2 separate regions of the Homo sapiens genome follow, and region 2 is linked to region 1. Evidence: chromatin loops called from intact Hi-C (ENCODE). Cell type or tissue: HepG2. All regions are shown on one strand. Each heading gives the region's core, and the rest is flanking DNA. Links, peaks and the distances in the headings are about the cores only.

Region 1 (8,879 bases), core at 4,093-6,592:
AATGCAAATACAAGGTAAGGTAAGGATGTGGTGTCCATGACCAAGTAGGCAGAGGCACTGGAGCTCTGAGAGGCTATGCTTTCCTTTGGACCAGGAACTGACCAGAACTGGCTTTTGAATGCAGAAAGGAGACAGACAGTAGTGTTCAAAGATGCATAGATGGCCAAGAAACCCTATCACATCCTTTCTTACTCATGCAATTTCCCTCTACTAGCCAACCCACCGTTCCTTTTTCTTCTAATTCTTCCTTACTCTTTAGTAAGCTGAAGGAAGAGTGTTTGTAAAATACATGAATATCAAGAAGCAAAACAAAAATAGATGAGTTAGTTTGGGACAGTGTTTCTACAGTTCTAGTAAGAATAAAACATATAAGTATACGATATTCAAAATATAATTTGTGTAATATCTGTGATCCAACGTGAGCTAAAAGCCCATGTTTTTTGCATTTAAAAGTGGCTTTGCACAACAGAAAGATTTATGGTCTTGTTTTTGTCTTGATCCATCACGATCTTAGAGTGCCCTTTTGCGAGGCTAAGGTTCTGTGAAATGGTTTATACTGAGCAGGAGAACACAGGGCCTCGCTCAGAGGGCCAGGTGAGGTCCTAGGAACACAAACGCCTGGGTGACCATGGGGGCCAGCTCCAAATGTCAGCCACAGCTTTTCTCTTTCTTGTGACATTTCCTGTATGAGATTATGTGCCCCATCAAGGCAGGTACCATGTTTTTTTCATCCCTGCTGTTCCCAATATCTATACATGGCCTAGCATTTTTGAAGGTGTTCAATAAAGAATCTTCAAATGAATGAGTGTATACACGGGTGAGCAGATGAACAGGATTCTTCATTTTCTATCCCAGTTGGATTCAATTTGGAGATGTTCTTACCTGTGGGAATGTGCGTTAGTCATGGCTGACCATGCAGGCTGAGCTGCCCGGCCTGGGCCAGTTCACACCTGTTGTCCCCTGTAATTACTGACTATCTCCTTTCACTCTCAAATGTTCTATGATCTGTATGATAAACTATATGACCACCCTAATTACAGAAGGTAGGAAGCCTTCAGAACAAGAATAATAACAAGAAGATACCAGTCAGGGGACTTCCTAAAGATAGGTGTTGATGAAGGAGGGGACAGCAAATGCTTTCTAAGCCCTCTTTCTTTTTCTTTAGATGGGATCTTGCTCTATGATCCTGGCTGGAATGCAGTGGTGCAATCATGGCTCACTGCAGCCTCAAACTCCCAGGCTCAAGCAATCCTCCCACCTCAGCCTCCTTAGCAGCTGGAACTACTGGCACATGCCACCATGACCTGCTAATTTTTTTTTTTTTTTTTGGTTGGGGGGGGATGATGGGGTCTTGCCATGTTGCCCAGGGTGGTCTTGAACTCCTGGGCTCAAGCAATTCTCCTGCCTCAGCCTCCCAAAGCGCTGGGATTACAGGCATGGGCCACCACACCCAGGATCTAAGGGCTCTTTCTGCTCTCAGATTCTTAGATCCTGTGAGATATATTATATATACACATATGTATTATATCATATATATTATATTTTATATGTTATTATATATATATAATTTTTTCTTTATTTACAGGCATACCTCATTTTATTGTGCTTTGTTTTATCGCACTTTGTAGATATTGTGTTTTTTACAAATTGAGGCTTTGTGGCAACCCAGCATCGAGTGCGTCTACTGGCACTACTTTTCCAACAGCATGTGTCACTGTGTCCCATTGTGGTAATTCTCACAATACTTCACAATTTATCCTGACTATTATGACCATTATCTGTCATGGTGATCTTTGATCAGTGATCTTTGATATTACTATTGTCATTGTTTTGGGGTGCACTCATATGAGATGACAGACTTAATTGATCAATGTTGTGTGTGTTCTGACTGCTCTGTGGGCAATATTTAAAGGAGGGAATACAAAATTTACTTATTCCAAATCCACAGTATTGAAAAACACAAAACCATGGCTAACACTCAACATTCTACCCCAATAAGGTCATCAGGAATATGTAGAACTAACTGGGATATTGTGAAACATGTATTTGGTTTTCCTCCCCCTCTCCTGGTATATAGCTCCTAAAATCCTTGGACTCTTCAAAGTGATAAATGCCTTTCTGTAGCTTCAGGATGGGGGCTGTCACTGGAAAAACCAAGACAGGATTATGGAGTTGGGACTTTCAACCCCACCTCCCAATCTCCGGGGAGCGGGGAAGGGCTGAAGGTTAAGTTGATCAGCAATGGCCAATGGTTTAATCACTCATGCCTACTTAATGAAGCCTCCATAAAAACCCAAAAGGACTGGGTTCAGGGAGCTTCTGGATCGCTGAACTCGTGGAGGTTCCTGGAGGCTGGTATGCCCATGGAAGCTCCATGTCGCTTTCCCCATACTTCACCCTATGCATCTTTTCTTCTGTGTCCTTTATAATATCCTTTATAACAGTAAACATGTTTCCCTGGGTTCTGTGAGCTGCTCCAGCAAATCAATCAAACCCAAGAACAGGGTCATGGGAATTCTGATTCATAGCCAGATTGGAAGCACAGGTCACAGCCTGGGGCTTTTGATGAGCATCAGAAGTATGGTGGGTGGCCTTATGGGGCTGGGGCCTCAACCTCTGTAATCTGAGGCCATCTCTAGGTGGACAGTGTCAGAATTGAATTGAACTAGAGGACACCCAGCTGATGTCCACTGCAGAATTAATTGCTTGTTTGCTGGGGAAAAATCCCTGCACATTTGGCATCAGAATTGTGTTGTGAGGGTAGAGTGGGAGGCAACTGAGTTTGCTTTTTTGGCTCACCAACATCTGTTATATTAATTCCATCATATTAACCTTCCTAATTATGCTATTCTATTAAGATTAGTTAACATCCTTTGAGTATATTTTGTCTGAGAATGAACAGAGGTGATGATATGGTTTAGATGTTTCGTCCCCTCCAAATGTCACATTAAATGGTGACCTCCAGTGTTGGAAGTGGGCCTGGGGGGGGGTGTTTGGATCATGGGGGGGGATTCTTCATGCGTGGCTTAGCACCATTCCCTCAGTGATGAGTGAGTTCTCGCTCTGAGTTCACACGAGATCTGGTTATTTAGAAGTGTGTGGCACCTCCCCCAACTCTTGTTCCCACGCTCACCACGTGGCGCCTGCTCCCTGTCACCTTAAAGCGTTATTGGAAGCTCCCTGAGGCCCTCACCAGAAGCAGATGCCGGAGCCAGGCTGGCGTAGCCTGCAGAACCATAAGCCAATTAAACCTCTTATCTTTATAAATTACCCAGCCTCAGGTTATTTCTTTATGGTGACACAAAAATGGCTGAACACAGGCGACCTAAAGTTTGTTGTGAATAATGCCATACTGAGAATTATTAGGTTGGTGCAAAAGCAATTGTGGTTTTTGCCATTAAAAGTAATGTAAAAAGGGTGGGGCACAGTGGCTCACGCCTGTAATCCCAGCACTTTGGGAGGCTGAGGGGGGGTGGATCACCTGAGGTCAGGAGTTTGAGACCAGCCTGGCCAACGTGGAGAAACCCTGTCTCTACTAAAAATACAAAAAATTAGCCAGGCATGGTGGCGCGCACCTGTAATCCCAGCTACTCAGGAGGCTGAGGCAGGAGAATCACTTGAACCTAGGGGGCGGAGGATGCAATGGGCCAATATCATGACACTGCACTCCAGCCCGGGCGACAAGAGCGAAACTCCATTTCAAAAAAAAAGTAATGTAAAAAGTAATAAAAATAACACTTTTAAGTCAACCTTACTCAGATTCATAAAGCTGGGAATAATATTAAAGCTTATTTAAATTCCACTCCTTAATTTTATAGACAAGGCCTCTAAGGCCCAGGAAGACTGAGCCTATTTTGTGCAAGGTCACTAAACAAATCATTGTGTCCAGGCATAGAACCCACATTGTTCTATCTCTTCATTGGTAAAGTATGCCTGACAATAATTTTACACAGGAATAATATTTAAAATGTTTATTTCATAAGCACTGTTATTTGCTGCTATGGAACCTTCTGTAAATCCATGGTTCTATTTTTGCTTTCCATGTAAACATACCCTTATTTTGTATGTAAAGATGAGCTTAGAGTTGGGCTGGAAAGCCAGACTTCCTTCCAGACAGCAGGAGGAAATGGGAACAGGCATCCTCTATTTCAAATCTCTACTTCTGTTTCGACAGGTAATAATGTTGCCAGATGCCAGGGGTTCGGGCCAGGTCCAGTTGTCACTGTAGAGAAAGCCAATCACTGAGATGATGAGTATTGCTGGGGAAGAAAGGCTTTAATGCAGGTGACATCAGCTGGGACATGGGAGACCAGTCTCAAATCTATCTCCCTAACTATCTAAAGTTAGGGGTTTATATAGCAGGGGGTTAGAGAGAGGTAAAGAAGAGGAATTGGTCAACAGGCAGCAGGTGCATCTCATGACTGGATGCCATCATCTGAAAAGTTTCAGTTCCCTGATACTATCTGGGAGCCCTGATGGTTGGTTTCCCGAGAAAGAAACTCAGACAAAACAAATATAAGTTCCTCAGGCTTCAGTTCTATGGGAAAATCAAGCCAGGTTCAGCAACTCTGTAGGTAGAGAAATCAGCAATGGTGAATTATGATAAGAGCAAACATGGTGAGATGTAGAATGTTCTCAATTAACCCATTAATTTCTCTTAAATTTTTTGGAAACACATGCTGCTGACCAGGAAAGGTAGAGAACTTTGATTAGTTTTCCTTACATAACAACGTATTTTTCCTGTGCAACAAGCTTAGAATCCCAGGATAATTTTTGAAAGTTTAGCAGTTATGTTTTAAGAGAAAAAGAGTTCAAATGTTCAATTTCAAGGCAATATGCCAAAAGGTTGCAAACATGTAGCAAACATGCCAAAAGGTTGTATAAGGGAATTCTGCCTCCTCTGATGAAAGAAGATTCTTAGAACCACCTGGAGGCTGTTTTAAATTATACATACACCCATCACCGTGGGGCTGACCATTCCATAATAGATTCTATTTTATCCCAGTGGGGAAGGGTGCCATCCCAAAAGCCACCACAAGGGGGCACCCTCCGGGACATCGCGGCTCTCTCGGGGCAGGAGCTGTCTCTTTCTCAACCCTGCCAGCCCCAGAGCCCCACCTGCTTTTTTTTTTTTTTTTTTTACAAATGCCATTTAATTTCTTTTTTTTTTTTGCTAGAACAGTTTTGCTTTTATTAAACTATTTAATAAGACATATTTTAAAAGTAAATCAAATTTGGCTATAAATACTTTATATTTAAAAATTAAAATTCTTGAATTATACCCTGTATTTTGCCTTTTTTTCTCATGTAACTATTTTAATGAGGTATCATTCACGTACCATAAAATTTAACTTTTTAAAAGATACAATTCAGTGTGTCTTAGTATATTCACAAAGTTATACAACTATCATCATTATGTAATTCCAGAACACTTTTCTCACCCCAAAAAGAAACCCTGTACCCATTAGCAGCAGTCACTCCCATTCCTCCTTCCCTCAGCCCTTGGCAACTACTAATCTACTTTCTGTCTTTATGGAATTGCTAATTCTGGACATTTTATACAAATGTAATCATGTACTATGTGGCCTTTTGTGGCTGGTTTCTTTCATTTAGTATAGTTTTCAAGGTCCATCCATATTGGATCATGTATCAGTACTTCATTGCTTTTTGTGGCTGGATAATATTTCATTTATTAATATACCACGTTTTGCTTATCCATTCATCTACTGATGGGCATGTGTATTGGAATACTACTATGAACATCTATGTACAAGTTTTTCTGTGTATATATCTTTTTTTTTTTTTTTTTGAGACGGAGTCTCGCTCCGTCGCCCAGGGTGGAGTGCAGTGGCGCAATCCCGGCTCACTGCAAGCTCCGCCCGCCAGGTTCACGCCATTCTCCTGCCTCAGCCTCCCAAGTAGCTGGGACCACAGGCGCCCCCCACCACGCCCGGCTAATTTTTCGTACTCTTAGTAGAGACGGGGTTCCACCGTATCAGCCAGGACGGCCTCGATCTTCTGACCCCGCGATCCACCCGCCTCGGCCTCCCAAAGTGCTGGGACCACAGGCCTGAGCCACCGCGCCCGGCCTGTATATATCTTTTTAATTGTCTTGGGTATACACCTAAGAGTAGAATTGCTGTGTCATATGGTAAATCTCTGAGGAATAGCCAACTTTCCAAAGTGTCTGCACCATTTTACATTCCCATCCACAGTGTATGAGGGTTCTAATTTTTCCACATACTTGCCAACATTTGTTATTGTTCATCTTTTTTTATTTTAGCCATCCTAATGGGTGTGACTTCTATTTGCATTTCTCTAATGACCAATGAAGTTGAGTACATTTTCATATGCTCATTGGTGATTTATATATCTTCTTTGAAGAAATGTCTATTCAAATCCTTTGAACATTTTAAAATTGTGTTACTTGTCTTTTTATTGCTGAGTTGCAAGGGTTCTTTATATATTCTGGACACCAGTTTTGTAGCCATTTAATTTCTTGAAATGAGAATCACTACTTGTGGTTGTCACTCCCCTAACCGTATATTTTTAAAAACTGATATACTTCTCTAATGGTAATACAAAAAAGAAATAATAAGAAACCAACTTATAACAAAATAATATCTATTTCAATATATAAAGCTTAGGTACATATATACTACAAAATATATAATGAAGTAGTCAGATGCTCTACATAGAAGCAACTGCTAAAACACGGACAAATACAGGTGGGTTCTATTCATGACTCCAGTCCCTTGAGTGGCACTCCCTCAATGCAATGATCAAAGATAAAAAATGCATTGAAAATCTCCAAATAAAATGCAGTCTTTATTTTATTTTTATTTTCTTTGTGTTGTTTTGAAACAGACTCTCCCTTTCTCACCCAGTGCAGTGGTGCGATCTCGGCTCACTGCAACCTCCACCTCCTGGGTTCAAGTGATTCTCCTGCCTCACCCTCCCGAGTAGCTGGAATTACAGGCATGTGCCACCACATCCGGCTAATTTGTTGTATTTTCAGTAGAGATGGGGTTTCGCTATGTTAGGCAGGCTGGTCTCAAACTCCTGACCTCAAATGATCCACTGCCCTCGGCCTCCCAAAGTGCTGGGATTATAGGCGTGAGCCACTGTGCCCAGCCCAGTCTTGATTTCTACTGTGGTTTCATTCCTAAAAAAAAATTCAGTTGATGGTAAAACAACCCTAAAAACATACTGCTTTAGTATACATATATCAAAACAACACGGTGTACTCTGTCAATGTAATTATGATAATTATGATTTGTCAATTAATAGTTATATTAACTTTTAAAAAATATTTTAAAAACTTAAAAAATACTGCTTTATATGTAAAAGTATTGTGTTTATGTGTAAAACATGTACTTCTAGCCTTAGATAATGATAAACAGATTTTTTTACCCACGTGAATGTTTCAGAGGACTCTTACTTGGAAGTCCTGTAGCAGGAGAGATGACTCTTTTTTTTTTTCTTTTTCTGAGATGGAGTCTCACTCCATCACCCAGGCTGGAGTACAGTGGCGAGATCTCAGCTCACTGCAACCTCTGCCTCCTCGGTTCAAGCGACTCTCCCACCTCAGCCTCCCGAGTAGCTGGAATTACGGGCACATGCCACCATGACAGGCTAATTTTTGTATTTTTAGTAGAGACAGGGTTTCATCATGTTGGCCAGGCTGGTCTCAAACTCCTGGACTCAAGTGATCCACCACCTCAGCCACGCAAAGTGCTAGGATTACAAGTGTGAGTCACCTCATCCCGCCTAGGACGACCCTTCTCTGGGCACACTGCAAGATATCTAGCCCCCCTGACTATTCCCCTTCCCTCACTTAAATGCCAGTAGTGCCCTCCAATCCAGTTGTTATGACAAGAGAAAACACCCCAATATACGTCTAGAATGCTCCCTGTGGGTGCTTCCACCCCCATGAAGAACCACTGGTCAGGAGGGAAAGGGCCTCCTTACACCTTCACCTCTCTACTTCCTCTGGTTCTCATGTCACAGGGAGACTCCCCTGTTCTCCCAGCAGACTCTAGAGCACACCTTAGGTTGGGACTCTCTAGTTCAGATTTAAGTGAGCAAATATCCATCACCCAGCATCTCACATGCATAGAGGTGGGTCATCCCGCACAGTATTGGAAGGAGTTTTGAACAGAAATAGGAAGAACGCACATGACAAGCCATGTGACACTTGGACCTGTGTAGAAACACTAACACATGTGTCTGTGGTCTCAGCTACTTGGCAAGCTGAGGTGGGAGGATCACTGGAGCCCAGGATTTGGAGTCTGCAGTGAGCTATGATTGCACACTCTGCTCCAGCCTGGGTGACCAAGCAAAACCTTGTCTTTTTAAAAAAAAAAAAAAAAAAAAAAGAAGGAAGAGAGAAAAAAGAAACACTAACACAGTGTTTTTCAATGGGAAGTAAGATAATTACTTGCATCAAAAGTATTTGTTAAAAATACAGCCTTCCGGCCGGGCGTAGTGGCTCACACCTGTAATCCCAGCACTTTGGGACTCTGAGGCGTGCGGATCATTTGAGGTCAGGAGTTTGAGACCAGCCTGGCCAACATGGCGAAACCCTGTCTCTACTGAAAATACAAAAAATTAGCTGGGCGTGGTGGCGGATACCTGTAATCTCAGCTACTCAGGAGGCTGAGGCAGAAGAGTCGCTTGAGTCCAGGAGGCGGAGGTTGCAGTGAGCCAAGATCGTTCCACTGCACTTTAGCCTGGGCAACAGAACAAGATTCCACCTCAAAATAATAATAATAATAATAATAATAATAATAATAATAATAATACAGCTTTCTGGGCTCATATCTCTTAAATCAGATCCCTGGGGATGTGGCCAGATAATTTGCATTTTTAACAGTCTC
Region 2 (8,879 bases), core at 2,191-4,690, 190 kb after region 1:
AGGAAAGGAAAGTGGAAGATACACCAAGTATATAATTTCTAAGAAATTGACCTTTTGTTTTAATTGTAGGGACATCAGCAGTGGACTTTATAGTCCTTGGTGCCTTCTTACTGAGAAATTTCCGTTAGCACCTCTTTTTATTGGTTTTTAGACCAAAGAAAGCCAAACATTTTTATATTTGACAATTTTATATTTTATATTTGACAATGCTTCCTGTATGGTTTTCATACCAGATAAGCTATATTTCACCTTTATATTAGTGTGTTATTAATGTTAAACTTAGTTTTAATAAAACTTTGTAGACATATTTATTCACTTTTTAATGTCTGACCATAAGGTAAGATTTTTATAGACTCTTTAACCTTTTATAATTTCTGTTAAAGAGCGGGTTAGTGCTTTAAGAAAAACCTGTTGAGCTTTTATTTTAATGTCCAGTTCACAGAAAAACTGGATGATACCTCTTTAACTTTAACCAATATGTTTACACACAGAATTTCCTTTACAATTAATGTTTCAAAACTTGCTAAAACCTTTAAAACAAAATATTTTTTTAAAGTTTTTAATGTAGGTAAAAATCCACATTCTTATGCCTCCTTATAATCCTTTTACCAAAGGTATATTTTACTTACCTTATTCACCTTGCACATAAACTACTTCTTCAATATTTTTACATTGAGGAGGCCTAATTACTTTTAAATTCTACAACATTTCTTGCATAAATTCCCTTTATAACTTTTTTTTTCATGATTTTCACAGACAATTCTTTGACACGCCTCAACTTTGTGACTTGTTGCAAACATCCTTTTCTTTAAACAACCAGTTAATTTATTTTAGGATAAGAATTTACCATATAACATTATTTTTACATAAATTCTCCCCCCCACCCCACACCCCCACTTTTTTCCCCCTAAAGATGATAACCATTCTTTTCCAAAGCGAACTTCCTTCCTGTCTGTGGACTAGACTGCCTAAGGCCATAAGATTTGAAGTTAGGATAATACATGTTACACTGTTAACTTTGAGCAAACTTTACTTTTGTTGAAAACCTTGTAAGTTTTGGATTTCAATTATCCTTTGCTGTTAATAAGACTTTGTTTAGTCCAAATTTAGAATTGGTATAGATGGTTCTTTCCTGGTTCTGTAAGTACTTTAAGGCTTGGCTGAGTGGAAACAGCTCAAACCTTGGAGTAGACCAATTATCAGGCAATTTTCCTAACTCTGCTTTTACAAGAGTTTCCCTATCAATTACTGAATACCTATTGTGTCTTTTTCCCTCAGTCACCCACCCGGGAGGAACCATCTGTCCTCCCGGGAACTGTCCTAAAGGGAGTTCCTCCTAGGTCTGGTCAGACCTTTGTATGGTAATTAATTAAGATTTAGATCCCCTGTTAGGAAACCTGCTGGGTTAAGGGAATTATCAGTGGCTAATGTTAAATCATCTTTTTCTAACAGAATAGTCCCATACTTCAAGATTTTTGAGTTAGTAAGCTACATTTTTGCTTTTTTTTTTTTTTTTTTTTTGACTTAGGATGGTTCTGAACTGGGGAGTTGTGCTCACAATGAGGTTTCCTCTAAAAGCTATTTTTCTACTTTCTTCTGCTAGCAAAGCAGTTGCAGCTACAGATTAAATGCATTTGGGCCATCCACAAGTTACTGGGTTAATGATTTTTGATAGGAAGGCCTCAGTGCTTTCCGGCTATGCCCTTGTTTATACTGACAACAAGGTAGTATTGGGGTGTTATAAGCTCATGGAGAAGACCTTCAATTATCAATTACAGGTTTTAAATTTACCCTGGCTTTTAAAGGAATAGGTTACACTGTTTTCTCTTTACTACTTCTCTCTTTCTCTCTTTGACTTTCTGTCTCTTTCTCTTTCTTTGACCCCCTCTTTGTCTCTCTGTCTCTTCCTCTCTCTCTCTGCCTATCTCTCTCTTTGACTCCCTCTTTGTCTTTCTGTCTCTTCCTCTCTCTCCGCCTCTCTTTCTGTCTCTCTCTTTCTTTCTGCTCTCTCTTTCTCTTTCCCCTCTCTTTCTCTCTTTCCTCTCTACTGTTCTTTCCCTGCCTCTGCCAGCTGCTTATGCTGCTGTTCTCCTCTCTCCTTCCCTTTCCCCTAGGGGAAGGACCTGCAGTAGTGGAGCTACTCTTTCTTCCCCTAAAAAGAGGACACCCAAGATGGACATTAACTCAACCCAAGTTTACAACTGAGGTCCTAAGAATTGCTCAATTTGGTCTGCCACACCGTAAGGGTCACCTAGTAGCAGTTTAAGCTCCTTTTTAAAAAAAATTCTGGACTTCTGAACTGGTTAGGGGAGTATTTACAAAGCCAATGGCCACCCCCTCCTTGTGGTACCTCTTTCAAAGCGAAGAGCACTGGGGCTGACCTCTTAGGTACCAAGGGAAATGGGAAATCCTGAATATCTTTTTTACATTGTTCTACCTCATGCTGGAGTCCTTTTAGAGAGGGGTATTTAGGTTGGGAGAGAACAGGCTGATGGGATGGTAATTCCCAAGAGTCAGGGTTATAAGGAGGAGGGATAATGTGAGTAGAGGAGGAATTTGGAATGGGATCTGAGGCAGCAGTGGCTGTCTGAGGGGAAAAATTGGGGACACTGAATGGGGGAAGATAGTCTAGGGGATCCCATGTGCTGGAATTTTTAGGCATGAGAGCTGGCTCCTCTGACTTTTCATTTTGAGGTGCCAGATTGGGTTCTTCCCTATTTGTTTTTAAGGGAAAAAGGAGGGCAGGTCCTTGCCTCCATAGCCTAGTTCTTCTTGAGACACTGGACTTCTATCATTAACATATCAGATTAGAAACTGACACATTGCATCCTCATTCGACCTAAACTTCGGCCAGAAGATTGAGGGTTTGAGGATGGGTCCCTGAGTCCAAAGAAAACAGCAATATTTTATCATTTGTTGCTTTTTCCTATGTTTAGTCCTTTCATTAGCCTTCCAGTGTTTTAGCATGAGACCTAGGGGGCTATCCAGAGTGATATCTTTGTTACCATCTTTATCCTCCTTGCTCCCTCTCTTGCTTGGTGTATTTCCCATCTTGATGGTTTTGGGGTAAGGTTCAAGGTTCAATTTCCCCTACTGGAAATTTCTCACCTTTTGGGGTGAGGCTCAGTTTCCCCACTGGAAATTTCTTGTGTTTTGGGGTGAGGCTCAATTTCCCCACTGGAAATTTCTTGTGTTTTGGGGTGAGGCTCAATTTCCTCACTGGAAATTTCTTGCCTTTTGGGATAAGGCTCAATTTCCCCACTGGAAAGTTCTTGCCTTTATTTTTTTTTCCATGTTGCTGAGAGCTTGGGTTATTCCCATACTGAGGAATCATTTCTCACCCCTGAGGCTGCCACAAGGGGGCGGGGCGCGCCTCCTCACGAGACAGAACCAGAGACCATCCCAAGAGGGGAATGCAATCATGGGCGAGCCCCCAAATTGTTATATATAAAGTTTCAATGCCACAAAAGAAATAGCACTCAAATATAAAATTTTAATTCTCAGCGAGGCAAGTTACTTCTATAGAAGGGTGCACCCTTATAGATGGAGCAATGGTGAGCACACACTTGGACAAGGGAGGGGAAGAGGTTCTTATCCCTGACGCACGTGGCACCTGCTGCTGTGTCGTTCCCCTATTGGCTAGGGTTAGACTGCACAGGCTAAAATAATTCCGATTGGCTAATTTAAAGAGGGTGAGGGGGTGGGTGTTTTGGCAGGAAAAAATGGTTAAGCAGGGTGAAGAACGAGTCAGGGCGGAGCAGGTAGCAGGTAATCTGAATAAGTTAGAGTGGAGCAGGTGATTGGAATGAGTCAGAGTGGAGTAGATAATCAGAATGAGTCAGGGTGGAGTAAGTAATCGAAAAAAGTTGCTTTACGAGGAAGTTAAGTTTAAAAGTAGAAGGCAAAGAATTAAACATACTGACATGCTGATTCTTTGAAGAGAAAATTAGAACTTATATCTAACACTAACGTAGTTTTCTATTGAAGAACAACTTTCATGGCCTTTAAATCTTAATGTATATAAAATTTTTTATTTATTTTTTATTTTTTTAGAGACAAAGGCTTGCTGTGTCATCCAGGCTGGAGTTCAGTTGCTTGATCATAGCTTACCACAGCCTTGAACTCCTGGGCTCAAGTGATCCTTGTGCTTCAGCCTCTTGAGTAGCTGGGACTACAGGCTACACACCCGGCTAATTTTCTCATTTTTTTTTTTTTGTAGAGACAGGGTCTTACTATTTCACCCAGGCTGGTCTCAAACTCCTGGCCTCAAGTGATTCTTTCACCTTGGCTTCCCAAAGGAGGTATAAAAATTAAATAAGATGGGCTGGACACAGTGGCTCACACCTGTAATCCCAGCACCTTGGGAGGCCAAGGCAGGCAGATCACTTGAGGTCAGGAGTTTGAGACCAGCCTGACCAACATGGCAAAACCCCATCTCTACTAAAAATACAAAATTAGCCAGGCATGGTGGTGCATGCCTGTAATCCCAGCTACTCAGGAGACTGAGGCAGGGAATTGCTTGAACCTGGAAGGCAGAGGTTGCAGTGAGCCGAGATCGTGCCTTTGCACTCCAGCCTGGGCGATAAGAGTGAAACTTCATCTCAAAAAATAAATAAATAAGATGGAAAGATAGGATAAGGCAGGCATTTTGACACATGAAGCCTGATGCATATCTTCTTTATTATTATTATTATCATCATCATTATACTTTAAGTTCTAGGGCATGTGTGCACAACGTGCAGGTTTGTTACATATGTATACATGTGCCATGTTTGTGTGCTTTACCTGTTAACTCGTCATTTACATTAGGTATATCTCTTAATGCTATCCCTCCCCCCTCCCCCCACTCCACGATAGGCCCTGGTGTATGACATTCCCCACCCTGCGTCCAAGTGTTCTCATTGTTCAAATCCCACCTATGAGTGAGAACATGCGGTGTTTGGTTTTCTGTCCTTGCAATAGTTTGCTCAGAATGATGGTTTCCAGCTTCATCCATGTCCCTACAAAGGACATGAACTCATCCTTTTTTATGGCTGCATAGTATTCCATGGTGTATATGTGCCACATTTTCTTAATCCAGTCTATCGTTGTTGGACATTTGGGTTGGTTCAAGTCTTTGCTACTGTGAATAGTGCCGCAATAAACATACGTGTGCATGTGTCTTTATAGCAGCATGATTTATAATCCTTTGGGTATATATCCAGTAATGGGATGGCTGGGTCAAATGGTATTTCTAATTCTAGATCCTTGAGGAATTGCCACACTGTCTTCCACAATGGTTGAACTAGTTTACAGTCCCACCAACAGTGTAAAAGTGTTCCTATTTCTCCACATCCTCTCCAGCACCTGTTGTTTCTGGACTTTTTAATGATCGCCATTTGAACTGGTATGTGATGGTATCTCACAGTGGTTTTGATTTGCATTTCTCTGATGGCCAGTGATGAGGAACATTTTTTCATGTGTCTCTTGGCTGCATAAATGTCTTCTTTTGAGAAGTGTCTGTTCATATCCTTCACCCACTTGTTGATGGGGTTGTTTGTTTTTTTCTTGTAAATTTGTTTAAATTCTTTGTAGATTCTGGATATTCGCCCTTTGTCAGATGGGTAGATTGTAAAAATTTTCTCCCATTCTGTAGGTTGCCTGTTCACTCTGAAGGTAGTTTCTTTTGCTGTGCAGAAGCTCTTTAGTTTAATTAGATCCCATTTGTCAATTTTGGCTTTTGTTGCCATTGCTTTTGGTGTTTTAGTCATGAAGTCCTTATCCATGCCTATGTCCTGAATGGTATTGCCTAGGTTTTCTTCTAGGGTTTTTATGGTTTTAGGTCTAACATTTAAGTCTTTAATCCATCTTGAATTAATTTTTGTATAAGGTGTAAGGAAGGGATCCAGTTTCAGCTTTCTACATATGGCTAGCCAGCTTTCCCAGCACCATGTATTAAATAGGGAATCCTTTCCCCATTTCTTGTTTTTGTCACGTATGTCAAAGTCCAGATGGTTGTAGATGTGTGGTATTATTTTCAAGGGCTCTATTCTGTTCCATTTGTCAATATCTCTATTTTGGTACCAGTACCATGCTGTTTTGGTACCAGTACCATGCTGTTTTGGTTACTGTAGCCTTGTAGTATAGTTTGAAATCAGGTAGCATGATGCCTCCAGCTTTGTTCTTTTGGCTTAGGACTGACTTGGTAATGTGAGCTCTTTTTTGGTTCCATATGAACTTTAAAGTAGTTTTTTCCAATTCTGTGAAGAAAGTCATTGGTAGCTTGATGGGGATGTCATTGAATCTATAAATCACCTTGGGCAGTATGGCCATTTTCACAATATTGATTCTTCCTATCTGTGAGCATGGAATGTTCTTCCATTTGTTTGTGCCCTCTTTTATTTTGTTGAGCAGTAGTTTGTTGTTCTCCTTGAAGAGGTCCTTCACATCCCTTGTAAGTTGGATTCCTAGGTATTTTATTCTCTTTGAAGCAATTGTGAATGGGACTTCACTCATGATTTGACTCTCTGTTTGTCTGTTATTGGTGTACAGGAATGCTTGTGATTTTTGCACATTGATTTTGTATCCTGAGACTTTGCTGAAGTTGCTTATCAGCTTAAGGAGATCTTGGACTGAGATGATGGGGTTTTCTAAATATACAATCATGTCATCTGCAAACAGGGACAATTTGACTTTCTCTTTTCCTAATTGAATACCCTTTCTTTCTTTCTCTTGCCTGATTGCCCTGGCCAGAACTTCCAACACTATGTCGAATAGGAGTGGTGAGAGAGGGCATCCCTGTCTTGTGCCAGTTTTCAAAGGGAGCACTTCCAGTTTTTGCCCATTCAGTATGATATTGGCTGTGGGTTTGTCATAAATAGCTCTCATTATTTTGAGATAAGTCCCATGAATACCTAGTTTATTGAGAGTTTTTAGCCTGAAGAGCTGTTGAAATTTGTCAAAAGCCTTTTCTGCATCTATTGAGATAATCATGTGGTTTTTGTCTTTGGTTCTGTTTATATGATGGATTACGTTTATTGATTTGTGTATGTTGAACCAGCCTTGCATCCCAGGGATGAAGCCAACTTGATCATGGTGGATAAGCTTTATGATGTGCTGCTGGATTCAGTTTGCCAGTATTTTATTGAGGATTTTTGTATCGATGTTCGTCAGGGATATTGGTCTAAAATTCTCTTTTTTTGTTGTGTCTCTGCCAGGCTTTGGTATCAGGATGACGTTGACCTCATAAAAAGAATTAGGGAGGATTCCCTCTTTTCCTGTTGATTGAAATAGTTTCAGAAGGAATGGTACCAGCTCCTCCTTGTATCTCTGGTAGAATTCAGCTTTGAATCCGCCTGGTCTTGGACTTTTTTTGGTTGATAGGCTATTAATTATTGCCTCAATTTTAGAACCTTTTATTGGTCTATTCAGGGATTCAACTTCTTCCTGGTTTAGTCTTGGGAGGGTGTATGTGTCAAGGAATTTATCCATTTCTTCTAGATTTTCTAGTTTATTTGCGTATAGGTGTTTATAGCATTCTCTGATGGTAGTTAGTATTTCTGTGAGATCGGTGGTGATATCCCCTTTATCATTTTTTATTGCATCTATTTGATTCTTCTCTCTTTTCTTCTTTATTAGGCCATTAGCAAGCTAGAGGCCTATCAATTTTGTTGATCTTTTCAAAAAACCAGCTCCTGGATTCATTGATTTTTTGAAGGTTTTTTGTGTCTCTATTTCCTTCAGTTCTGCTCTGATCTTAGTTATTTCTTGCCTTCTGCTAGCTTTTGAATGTGTTTGCTCTTGCTTCTCTAGTTCTTTTAATTGTGATGTTAGGGTGTCAATTTTAGATCTTTCATACTTTCTCTTGTGGGCATTCAGTACTATAAATTTCCATCTACACACTGCTTTAAATGTGCCCCAGAGATTCTGGTATGTTGTGTCTTTGTTCTCATTGGTTTCAAAGAACATCTTTTTTCCTGCCTTCATTTCGTTATGTACCCAGTAGTCATTCAGGAGCAGGTTGTTCAGTTTCCATGTAGTTGAGTGGTTTTGATTGAGTTTCTTAATCCTGAGTTCTAGTTTGATTGCACTGTGGTCTGAGAGGCAGTTTGTTATAACTTCCGTTCTTTTACATTTGCTGAGGAGTGCTTTACTTCCAACTATGTGGTCAATTTTAGAATAAGTGTGATGTGGTGTTGAGAAGAATGTATATTCTGTTGATTTGGGGTGGAGAGTTCTGTAGATGTCTATTAGGTCCACTTGGTGCAGAGCTGAGTTCAATTCCTGGATATCCTTGTTAACTTTCTGTCTCGTTGATCTGTGTAATGTTGACAGTGGGGTGTTAAAGTCTCCCATTATTATTGTGTGAGAGTCTAAGTCACTTTGTCAGTCTCTAAGGACTTGCTTTATGAATCTGGGTGCTCCTGTATTGGGTGCATATATATTTAGGATAGTTAGCTCTTCTTGTTGAATTGATCCCTTTATCATTATGTAATGGCCTTCTTTGTCTCTTTTGATTTTTGTTGGTTTAAAGTCTGTTTTATCAGAGACTAGAATTGCAACCCCTGCCTTTGTTTTCCATTTGGTTGGTAGATCTTCCTCCATCCCTTTATTTTGAGCCTATACGTGTCTCTGCATGTGAGATGGGTCTCCTGAATACAGCACACTGATGGGTCTTGACTCGTTATCCAATTTGCCAGTCTGTGTCTTTTAATTGGAGAATTTAGCCCATTTACATTTAAGGTTAATATTGTTATGTGTGAATTTGATCCTGTCATTATGATGTTAGCTGGTTATTTTGCTTGTTAGTTGCTGCAGTTTCTTCCTAGCATTGATGGTCTTTACAATTTGGCATGTTTTTGCAGTGGCTGGTACCAGTTGTTCCTTTCCATGTTTAGTGA

Evidence for each region. Hi-C counts contacts between places; a loop is a spot of excess contacts. Peaks named below come from ENCODE experiments on the same cell type or tissue, not always from the same donor. Only the 100,000 strongest peaks of a DNase experiment are listed, where the experiment ranks them.
Region 2: a loop joins it to region 1, with 6 times the contacts of the local background. A loop is called at or near these places in 7 of 110 quality-filtered maps.

What each region holds. Positions count from the first base shown.
Region 1 is chr18:8,691,900-8,700,778 of GRCh38, forward strand. It overlaps GACAT2 (gastric cancer associated transcript 2), which reads right to left. Exons shown (of 2, transcript NR_120598.1): 2 at 3,957-4,222. Among named protein-coding and RNA genes, the nearest start is that of MTCL1, 9.2 kb to the right of the region's middle. In HepG2, for the core only: a CTCF peak has its summit at 5,052 (motif pointing right); no DNase peak of the experiment used is centred there.
Region 2 is chr18:8,879,355-8,888,233 of GRCh38, forward strand. No RefSeq gene overlaps it. Among named protein-coding and RNA genes, the nearest start is that of GACAT2, 180 kb to the left of the region's middle. In HepG2, for the core only: a CTCF peak has its summit at 3,358 (motif pointing right); no DNase peak of the experiment used is centred there.